2 separate regions of the Homo sapiens genome follow, and region 1 is linked to region 2. The links are chromatin loops, found by intact Hi-C in ENCODE. Cell type or tissue: OCI-LY7. All regions are shown on one strand. Links, peaks and the distances in the headings refer to the core of each region. The heading gives the core; the rest is flanking DNA. Region 1 has its middle 79 kb from the start of SORL1. Region 2 overlaps SORL1 (sortilin related receptor 1).

What was found. A loop is a pair of places that touch in the nucleus more often than their neighbours do. Peaks named below come from ENCODE experiments on the same cell type or tissue, not always from the same donor. Only the 100,000 strongest peaks of a DNase experiment are listed, where the experiment ranks them.
Region 1: it touches region 2 in a loop (3-fold over the local background); 2 of 110 quality-filtered maps call a loop at or near these places.

What each region holds. Positions count from the first base shown.
Region 1 is chr11:121,371,107-121,376,487 of GRCh38, reverse strand. No RefSeq gene overlaps it. Among named protein-coding and RNA genes, the nearest start is that of SORL1, 79 kb to the left of the region's middle. RefSeq lists enhancers at 3,090-3,867, 4,365-4,424. In OCI-LY7, for the core only: no CTCF peak of the experiment used is centred there; DNase peaks (open chromatin) are centred at 1,735, 2,017, 3,187 and 4,267; H3K4me3 peaks cover 3,668 bases; H3K27ac peaks cover 5,000 bases.
Region 2 is chr11:121,568,177-121,573,557 of GRCh38, reverse strand. SORL1 (sortilin related receptor 1) reads right to left here. Exons shown (of 48, transcript NM_003105.6): 23 at 3,288-3,401. Among named protein-coding and RNA genes, the nearest start is that of SORL1-AS1, 120 kb to the right of the region's middle. RefSeq lists enhancers at 1,813-2,312, 2,313-2,814, 3,275-3,444, 3,555-3,604. In OCI-LY7, for the core only: no CTCF peak of the experiment used is centred there; DNase peaks (open chromatin) are centred at 3,377 and 3,697; H3K4me3 peaks cover 1,606 bases; H3K27ac peaks cover 4,903 bases.

The sequences.
Region 1 (5,381 bases), core at 264-5,263, 200 kb after region 2:
ATCCATGAAATTGGGACCAGAGCTTCTCCCAATCAGAGAGGGAGGTTCCTCTTCATCAGAGTTTTAGGTCCACGTGGGCCCTACTGCTGCCATTGCCACAACCACCTCAGGATTGTATGGGGACTGGAGCACAACAAAATGGAGGAAAAAGCAGAAGAAAAGTCGACTGCTGCCGCCACTTCCCCTAAGTGGTAGGAGTCCCATTTTCTGTTTCCTCTAGCCAGAAGTAGCAGACCTCTCCTGGAACAGTCTCTGTCTCTTTCTGGTTCTCACAGTTTTCAGGCAACCTTCAATCCAGGCCAGAGGATACCAAGGAGAAAAAGGGTGGGGGACAACAACTTACTGCTGGTTCTGTGATATTTCACATTTTGGTCTTATTTCCCAATCCACCTGCTATCATTTACTTTTCAGCATCCTCAAATAACTTCCATGCATTCTTTTCTGTTTTTTTATTTTTATTTTTTATTTTTATGAGACAGGTCTTACTCTGTCACCCAGGCTGGAGTGCAGTGGTGTGACCGCGGCTCACTGCAGCCTCAAACACCCAGGCTCGAGCAATCCTCCCTAGTAGCTGGGACCAAAAGCGTGCACCACCACATCTGGCTATTTTTTTTTGTTTTGTAGTTGTGGGGTCTCCCTATGTTGCCCAGGCTAGTGTCAAACTCCTGGCCTCAAGCAATCCTTGTGCCTCAGCCTCCCAAAGTGATGGGATTACAGGCAGGAGCCATTAAGCCCAGCCCTTTTCAGTTTTTGTAGCTGCATTCACTGGAGGAGGCAGGGTGGCGTCTGGTTACTTCATCTTCTATGCTTCTATCTTGCTTTCTGAGGATTCTATCTCTGCCAAACAGATTGTAAACTGATGTAGGGCAGAAAGGGGGTGATCCCTTTCCTCCCCATCATAAAGTGTTATGGCCTACATCCCTATAATAAAAAACAGGTCAACAAGAGAAAAGCATAACAAATTTATTACATGCACATGTATGCATGAGAGTCATACAAAATCTGAACTCAAAGAGAGGCCAGATGGTTGAGACATAAATGCCCCCTTCATAGGGGAGAAGATAATGGGGGAATGAATAGGCCCAATGAGGACAATTATTAGTAAATGATTCTTTTTGGGAAGGTGAGGGGCAGAACCACACAGAAAGAAAGGTTGTCTTATCATGCAGATAAAGTCCCCCAGGTAATCTCTCTGAGGTGCTCTCTGAAAATTCTATGAAAAGTCTGTCTGGGTGTAGTGATGACTCCAGTCTCTTCTCTTCTTAGGTGGTTGATCTTTGCTGGTCATTTGATGAGATTCCTAGGGAGAGGGTCTTAAAATTGCATTTCTTCTGGAAAGAAGCTTGCTTTCTTATTCAGATAAGGAAAGTCCAAAGAGAGAGAGAGAGAGTCTCTCCCTGTACCCAGTGAAGGATTTGGGAAACAGTGGACAATAAGACAAGGTTAGAGGAACCTTGATTCTGAGGCAGCTTCAAAGGCCTCTCAGCATGTAAAAGTGCCAGTCTTTGGTGTATTGCTTTCTGAGCTCCAACACTGACGAACTAGGCTTTTAAATTTCACTTTTTTTATTCTAAGATAACTTTACAAAAGCAAAAATCACTAAGAAAAAAGTTGACCTCTCAAGGGAAGTAAAATATGTTTAGTTTCTTGGCTTTTCAGATTACTTTGCTTCCTCTTTAAGATCATGGGCAAGAGAAATCCAAGACAGAGCCTGGTTATTGTACACCATACATATTGTGAAAGGAAAATAAATCTTGTGACCTCAAACTCACTAAGCCAAAGGGAAAAGTCAAGCTGGGAACTGGGTCATGCAAACCTGCCTCCCATTTTGGTTCCCAAATACAATGGCTACAAAATGAAAAGCTACACCCCTCCCTCATATTTTGCCCACAAGGAAATTCCTTGTGGGCCCCAAGCTCTTTACCCCAAAGCATTTCTGTTAAAATTCACCAGTGCAATGCAAATTGATGGCTTATCTTCACAGGTGCAGGGCCACATAGGACAGAACTCAAGTCATCCCTCTGCCTACCTGACACAAAGGCAGATCTGATTATTTCCTCTGCCCTATTGTCTATATCATCTTATGTAAAAATGCAGATTCACTGAGCCAGACAAAGGCATGAATGACTATTTTCCCCCTACCCCCCTCTTACATGAAAATTGTGTATTTCTCAATATCCCGTCCTTTCCCTTTTAAATTTGAAGCCCTCAGAATTATCTTCAGAGAAAGACATAGGCCTGTCTCCAGAGTGTGAGTCCTTACCTTTGGCAAATAAACCTCCTAAAATGAGTGAGACCTGTCTTGTCGTGTTTCTCGATTGACATCTGGTAACAACGGAGGGATCCTGAGTAAAGGTGGCCCAGGCCTGCGGCTGCCCTCCTGTCAGTACTTGGTACTGGCTTGGGCTCTTTATAGCTCACACCGATAGGACAATTTGCCAAGGTCTAGGGCCTCTTTCCTGCAGGGATCCCTGACCTCCCAACATTTTTAGTTGGGTGTCTGAGGTTAATTTGCTGTTAGGGAAAACTCCTTTTTGCTGGGAGTTTCCACTTGCTTCTCTCACGGAAGGTGGGCTTGTCTGCTTCTGCATTGGCAGAGAGCGGTCTTCAGCTTGGGCCCCATCAGTAGGTAAGGAGCTGAGTTGGGATTCTGTTTTGCAAATTCTCTTTAATGACTAAAGTTAGTGTTAACAACCAGCTGGTCTTAATTTCTCCTTACATTTAGAGCACTCAGAAATGTATAATTTGTGTGATCGTTGTTTTGCTTAGCTGTTTTGTTTGTTTGTTTTCTGTCTTATTCGGGGGTTTTTCTGTATGTTTTCATCCTTCTCTTATTAGATTTGACCAACTCGAAGCCCCTCTCGCTTATGAGTGTGGAATTTTCCACTCCAAAGAAATAAGAGCACCATGCTCCCCTCAGCCTTTCAGGGCATTTTCAGGCAACTGAGAATCATATGAGAGGGTCTCGGGGGAACGCTCCCTAAGACGTGCAGCGGCTCTGAGTAGGTTACCCCCTCAGAAGAACACACTTCGAGCCTAATCTCAGCTGGCAGGTGCATATACGGAGCTGACCCCTCCCGCACCTTGAGCCCCGACACACTGTGCCACACAGCCATGACACAGGTGGATCGAATTGGTTCAGGGAGTAACAGCCCTGAAAAGCTAGGTCTGCAAGCAGAACACCCTGGGTCTGACACTTCCTGACTTGGTAAATCTGAAAAAGAAAGTAAATTATGGGGAACAAGACCTCTAGGTTGGCTAAAACCCAGCAGCTGTGCAACATAAAGCTCCACCTTTAGAAACTCCAGCCGGGTACCTGCAAAATACTTATGGCGAGTTGTCATGCAAATGTTTAACCAAGTGGACCCTTATAACCAAAGCAGACTCCAAGTTACCATGGCCTAGATGGGGATCTTTTGAGATGCACAAATTAGCATACCTGTGAACTAGGATGGAAAACACAGGCACAAAAACAACCAGGATGGGAGAGCTACTTTCAGTGGTACCTGGAGAGTAGCAAAGGCGGGGAAGATCACCTCACCTCCTCACAGGAGGCCAACAAACAACTCAGAAGTGCTAACCAAAGACTCTCTAATGTTTTATCTCTTTTAAAGGAATCCTCTAAATCCCTTCCTTTCCTCTTGGAGATCCCCCACCTCCCCCTCTACCCTGACCTCTCTGAACTTCCTGAACCAGATCTGTTCCCTCCTTCTCCTGCATGTTCCAGTCCACCATCCCCCCACTTCCTTGTCTGCCACTCACTCAACAGAAGGTAGTAGGGGGTCTAACTCCCAAGACCCTACTTACTATGGGTTCCCTAGTAACCCTGGTGGCAGCCTCTCATCTGGAAGATGTGGAGAAGGAGGACACTGTAGGGTTCCTGCAGTTTTTGTGCTTCATTTATCATCTTTTTTTTAAGAAAAAAAAAAAAAAAACAAGATTCAGTAAAGAATTCCTTTCACAGCACACAGCCTGAAGATAGGGTTCCAGGTATATGCTGCAGCCTGGAGACTTTGTCTACTGGAAAAGACATTTAATGAAGGACTCCCTTCAACCCCAGTGGAATGGCCATACCAGGTACTATTGGCCAATCCATGTAGCACAAAATTAGAGGGTATAGACTCATGGATTCACATCTCTCATCTTAAAAAAGGCACAACCTCCTGAGTGGACAGTGACTCCCGCCAAGGATCTTTGCCTTCGACTCACTAAACATTGAACTTTGACTCAGGACTAGAAGCAGATGACAGCTGTTGTGGACTGCTTAAACCCAAGACACAGGGCCAGGCCTGTATACAAAAGAACACCTGTGCTTATTTTATAATAGCTATTATGACTATTGTCCTAGAGATACTGGCAACTGCTGTCTTACACAGAACAAGGCACTTGCCTTGTCTGACTTAATGTCCTTTTAGTAGCTAAAATCAATTTCACAACCTTGCTTTTATTTCTCCTATGTCACTACGCCTTCTTGCCACTGCCACCCACTGTCACCCATGAAACAAACCTGTTTCTGCAATGGGCTCAGGATTATGCATACAGATTACAAAAGGAGGCCTGCTGGATATGCGGACTCATGCCTCTTTCCAGGGGCTCCAGCCTGCCATGGCGGATATCTGTCTTCCAATGGCAGAACTGGATAAAATATCAAAAATGTATTACATCACAGAAACAGTCTGGTATCCTTAGTGCTGGCATAACAAAAGACAATATAAGTAACTGACCCATTAAAAACACTATTAAGAGCAAGAGACAGGGGAAATGTTTTTTAATGGAAAGGATCAGCTCACTAACTCTCACTTTAGCATCTCCCCAGCTAAAAGAGAAGGTGACAACTATGCCCCAAACAATGGCTCATTTTCAAAATGGGATAATGAAAATTTGGGATGGGACTCTGTGGCTCACCCCTTCATTAGGTCAGCTTAGCCGAAATGCTCCTTTATGTTGGGAACAAGGAAAACACACCAACGACCAATGGCCAAACAGTAGAAGAGATATGGGGTGGATACCTGGAGAACATTGTGACCACATTATTATATGACAAGACACAGACTGGCATGCCACCAATTGGGTACGGCAACCAGGTATTTATTGGCTACCTCCAAATGGGACATAAGGGTTATGTGGCACTAACATGGCTGTGGTTACCTCCAGGATGTTATGATGAAGTTCACTAGGTGGTTATACTTGCACACAAGGATGAATAATTCAGACCCTACCAAAACCAGCAAATCTTTTTCATTTACAATCCTGCTGGACACATTCGGTATTCCAATGGTATGATCACTTAGCTTCAATCTTTGTACCACAAATAGGTATTGAAGATGTTATATGGTATATAGAGGCCTAATACGGTTTGACTGTGTGTCCCAACCCAAATC
Region 2 (5,381 bases), core at 302-5,301:
CACTGCAACCTCCGCCTCCCAGGTTCAAGCGATTTCTCCAGCCTCAGCCTCCTGAGTAGCTGGGATTACAGGCACCCACCACCAGCCCCAGTTAATTTTTGTATTTTTAGTACAGATGGGGTTTTGCCATGTTGGCCAGGATGGTCTTGAACTCCTGGCCTCAAGTGATCTGCCTGCCTCAGCCTCCCAAAGTGCTAGGATTACAGGCATGAGCCACCACGCCCAGCCAGAAAGACTAGATTTGAATTGAGTCTGCAACCTACAACTTACTTAACCTGCCTTTACTTGGTAGCATTATTATGAAGATAAACCAGGGAACAAGTTTGGAACCAGAGCCTATTAAATAGGATGTAAATATAATGGGCTCTAAACAAATGTCACTTCTCTTCCTCATCATTCCTCATGTCCTTCTGGCATTAGAATGGATACAGAATTAGATTTTTCTTCCTCTCCTAAGTAGATATTTCCTGTGCTTAAGCACAATCCCTGGCACCCCGTGAAACACCCTCCAGGAAAGGCGAGGGGAAGGCAGGCTGCTCTCAGGAGAGTGAAAGGCTGACCCAGGAGGTAAAATGTGGCAGAACAGAATGCTGGCACGGGGGAGGGGTTGTCGTGCACGAAATGCCAAATAGCAATGCTGCCGTTAGACATCCTGGCAGCTCTTATTTGAGGCTCCATTTCTTCTCTGTAATTGAGCTCGTGGTGGGAGGCAGGGGATGAATGCAAAATGACAAGACTGCAGGGATTCGCGTCAAAACCCTGAGTGCCTGACAGTCACCCAGCTAGAGGAATCTGTGTAAGAGGGAGGGAAACCCACTGACAACACCCTCCTGCATCCCGGTGTCCCCCCTCCTCCACTGCTCCCTGGCAGCTGGCAGGGTGCCTCACTTAACTCCCCACATGGCAGTACTCAGTCACTGCGGTCCAGCTCCTGCAGCCCTGCTTAGAAACAGGGAACCTCTCTCCTCCACACGCAACCTCCTTGATGAGGGAGACACACATGCAGGCACAGATAAGCCCCTCTCTCTTGACTCCCAGTCTCTGAGTTTTAAATCCTTCTGGTTCCTCCTCTCCACGCCTCAGCTCCATCTGACATGTGTAGACCTGAGCCAGGTGAAACAGGGAGACGACGGAGCAGAAAGTAGGTCTCGGGGTCTCTGGAAAGTGAATCCCAGCTGACATTCACGCCAAGCTGGGAGGAGGGCAGGGCCAGCTCCATCCTTCATGCACAACTGTGCAGTCTGCAACAGAGCTCAGGGGCTGGGTGGGAGGAAGCCATTGGAGGCAGCAGGTGCCTCCCAAAAGATGCAGGTCTTCATTCCTCTCAAAACTCGGAGCCAATACAAGATTCAGCTTGTCCATTTAGTAGAAACCAAGCCCAAGGGCACAAGGAGGAATGCTCTGCCACCTGTGTCCCTCACTCTTGGATATGAGGTCATCTGGTTTGTATCTCCCTGCTTCCACTGTGCCTAATTATGTCTGGGCAATTTCCTTGTAACTTGTTAATTCTAAGAAGCATCTTCTATCCCACCCAGATATGTAATAAACTCCTTTCCATTATCTGCTTCAATGCTGTTAATAAGCATTAATGTTTTTAAAGAGCTTTGGCTATTCCCCCACAAATATCACACCTTCCTGCAACTCTGATAAAGGAGGCTTTATAGGCCTTATTTTTTGCAGAAAAGACACAGAGAGGCTAGTGCTTTCCCAAATCTGCCATTCAGCAAATAAGCTCTACTCCCTCGGTGTGAAAGGCACCCTCTGAATCCAAGGGAAAACGATTAAGGAAAGGCTTTGTAAATAACCCTCTATCAGCCAAAAGGGGGAGTCTATAGGATTGCAGGGCCCAGATGTGTTTAATGAGCTGGATATTTCACAAGTTGCTTTCTGGGTGAAGTGGCAGGGGAGCCGGGCACAGGCCCCACGGATGACTGGCTAAATGAGTATCTAGAGCTTCCCATTAATCTGTTCTTACAGTACAAATGGGTAAATGAGCCCCTGGGTTGCCAAAGGTAAAATATATAAAAGAGAAGCCTCTGACTTGGTTCCTGCTTCTGGTCTCTCTCCATCAAACGCATTCTGCCCACTACTTATCCTTCCAAAGATGAACTTTCATCACATGACATCAGTGGTTCCCAACTGCTTCTCCGATAAAGTCCACAAAGCCCTTGCTGTCCTGGGCGCTGCCCACTCATCTAACTTCACCTTGGCCCCTGTGCCCATGCCCATTCTCCATAACTCAAACCAGTTTCCTGGCCATGCCAGCTTCCCCACATGCTGCTCCCTTGCCTGTGAATTGATTCCCTCCACCTCTGCTTGGTTCACCCCAGACACTCTCCAGAGCTCTTTGCTAGGGCCTGCCCAAGTTTGCTTTGGGTGCCCATCCTACATGCATATGACACTTCCGCATCGCAGTGCCCGTCACTCTACTGTAACTGCCTATTTTTCTGACTCCTACTTCAGACTGTGAACTCCGTTTCTGCCTTGATCGGCAATATATATGCAGGCCCAGCACAGAGCCTGGAACACAGGGTGTATAGCAACTGCTTGTTGAGTGAGTGCATGACTGACAAAAGGGCAAATCATCTCCTTATAAGATAATGTCGAAGCTATTAAAAATTAAGTGAAGAAAAGATAGTGAAAATTCATGGTTAATAAACTATCTGTTATTTGTGGTTGTTTGGTTTTAACTTCTGCTAACCACAGTCTTATACTTTAGAAGTCAGATCTTAAAAATTATACAGCCTAAAGATGACACTTACATGGCATGTACACCAATGGCCCCACACTGTAGGCCAAGCTATGCATTACTAACCAATGAAAACAATCTCTCTTGAGCCTGGTAGGTAGCCAACATCAACCAACTGGAGTAAATACTCATTTCCCATCCCTAAAAAGGCTGAATATTGAATTTCCAAATCAAAGAATATCACCTGTTTACTCGCCCCAAGTCACCAGCTTTATTACAGAGCCACAGCCAAGATTAGAGCCCAGATTGCCAAATCAATTCAGTTTCAGCCATGTGACGTTTATTTATAAATCTCTTGTAACGAGTGGTACTTCTGGGGTGGTTAAAAAAATATTATGTATATAATATTAATCCTATATATCTAATATCTACCTGTGTATGGAAATATGTTTTCTCTGTCATCTAAGCCCCATCAACTTAGATGGGCATCACCAATCATGGGTGGCCCTCGCCCTAGACCTTAGGCCCTCAGCCTGGGAAGAGCCAACCAGGCTTCTGAGTAATGGTAAGTGCTTAACGTCCAATCCAGAAGACTCACGGCAGTTTCTCTCATCGCTCATGTCTCCACAGTCGTTGTCAAAGTCACACCACCAAATGCTGTTGATACAGTTCCCGTTGCTGCAGCGATACTGGTTGCGAAGACAGGTGTTCTCTACCCATCAGAGTGCGGCAGGGGAGGAAATGAAACCAATATTATTCTTACTGCTGGACCACAGGTCTTTCTCTTTTGAGTTTCCCTCCCTTTAGTAACTATCGGGGGAAATTCAGCCAGATATCGGGTGAAATTCACCCCCGATATTTCACATAGGTTCTTTTCTATTTTCCCTAAGTGTCGGCCGGTCTGAGAAATAAAGGGACAGCGTAAAAAAAGAGAGAAATTTTAAAGCTGGGTGTCTGGGGAGACATCACATGTCGGCAGGTTCCGTGATGCCCCCTGAGCCGTAAAACCACCAAGTTTTTATTAGTGATTTCAAAAGGGGAGGGAGTGTACGAATAAGGTGTGGGTCACAGAGATCATGTGCTTCACAAGGTAATAGAATATCACAAGGCAAATGGAGGCAGGGCAAGATCACAGGACCACAGGACGGGGCGAAATTAAAATTGCTAATGAAGTTTTGGGCACGCATTGTCACTGATAACATCTTATCAGGAGACAGAGTTTGAGAGCAGACAACCAGTCTGACCAAAATTTATTAGGCAGGAATTTCCTCATCCTAATAAGCCTAGGAGCACTACAGGAGACTGGGGTTTATTTCATCCCTACAGCTTCGACCATAAAAGATGGCCGCCCCTCGAAGCGGCCATTTTAGAAGCCTACCCTCAGGGACGCATTCTCTTTCTCAGGGATGTTCCTTGCTGGGAAAAAGAATTCAGCGATATTTCTCCCATTTCCTTTTGAAAGAAGAGAAATGTGGCTCTGTTCCGCCCGGCTCACCGGCAGTCAGAGTTTAAGGTTATCTGTCTTGTTCCCTGAACATTGCTGTTATCCTGTTCTTTTTTCAAGGTGCCCAGATTTCATATTGTTCAAACACACATGCTCTACAATTTGTGCAGTTAATGCAATCATCACAGGGTCCTGAGGCGACATACATCCTCCTCAGCTTACGAAGATGACGGGATTAAGAGATTAAAGTAAAGACAGGCATAGGAAATCACAAGGGTATTGATTGGGGAAGTGATAAGTGTCCGTGAAATCTTCACAATTTATGTTCAGAGACTGCAGTAAAGACAGGCATAAGAAATTATAAAAGTATTAATTTGGGGAACTAATAAATGTCCATAAAATCTTCACAATCCACGTTCTTCTGCCATGGCTTCAGCTGGTCCCTCCGTTCGGGGTCCCGGACTTCCCACAACAAGTAACATGATGGTAAAGGGGGAGGAGGAATGCCAAGCACACGTGTCTACAGGGAAGGAAATGTCCCATACTAGCCTCTTGCTTTCCTCTTTTAGTTAAAATCAAAAGAGAGGAGGAGGCTGGAAGAAATATTTAGAAGCAGATACAATGCTTTAAGAAGGATAACCACAATACCAGTTGAGTCTATTGGGTAGTGAATACAGTACATCAACATTATAAAATACTAATTACACACAGAACTCCTTAATGGACTGTGTCTACACAGAATTAAAACATACAGATTCAATATATCTATAGGTATGTTTTTATATACATAGTTATATATATCCATATATATTCTATCTATCAAGCAAATGAGTTATGAAGATTTTCTCAATACTCTGAGAAATTTTTCTGCCCCATGACTACTTTAAAGCAAGCAATTAAAATTCCTTACAGAAAAAAAATGTATAGTTTGGCAAACTGCATCAAGGACATGCGATGATTGGTCTCATATTTGGATAATCAAAGGCATTCTAATGGGAAATATGGAGTAGCTTTCTTCCCCTTCTCTTGGAATTTAGTGTTGATTCTATTTCTTTCCAAACAGTTTTAAGATTGTATCCATAGCCTGAAAGAAAGTCTCTTGTTTCTAAGAAAGAAAGGCTCATCTTTTTTCTGTTTATATTTCTTAAGGAAGATTGACTAAAAGGCTTGTATTGTGTGTTTCACTGCCTTGGACTTGGGCCGCTGTGAGAAGCAGGGTTAGGATTACAAAGCAAATAGAGTAGGCAC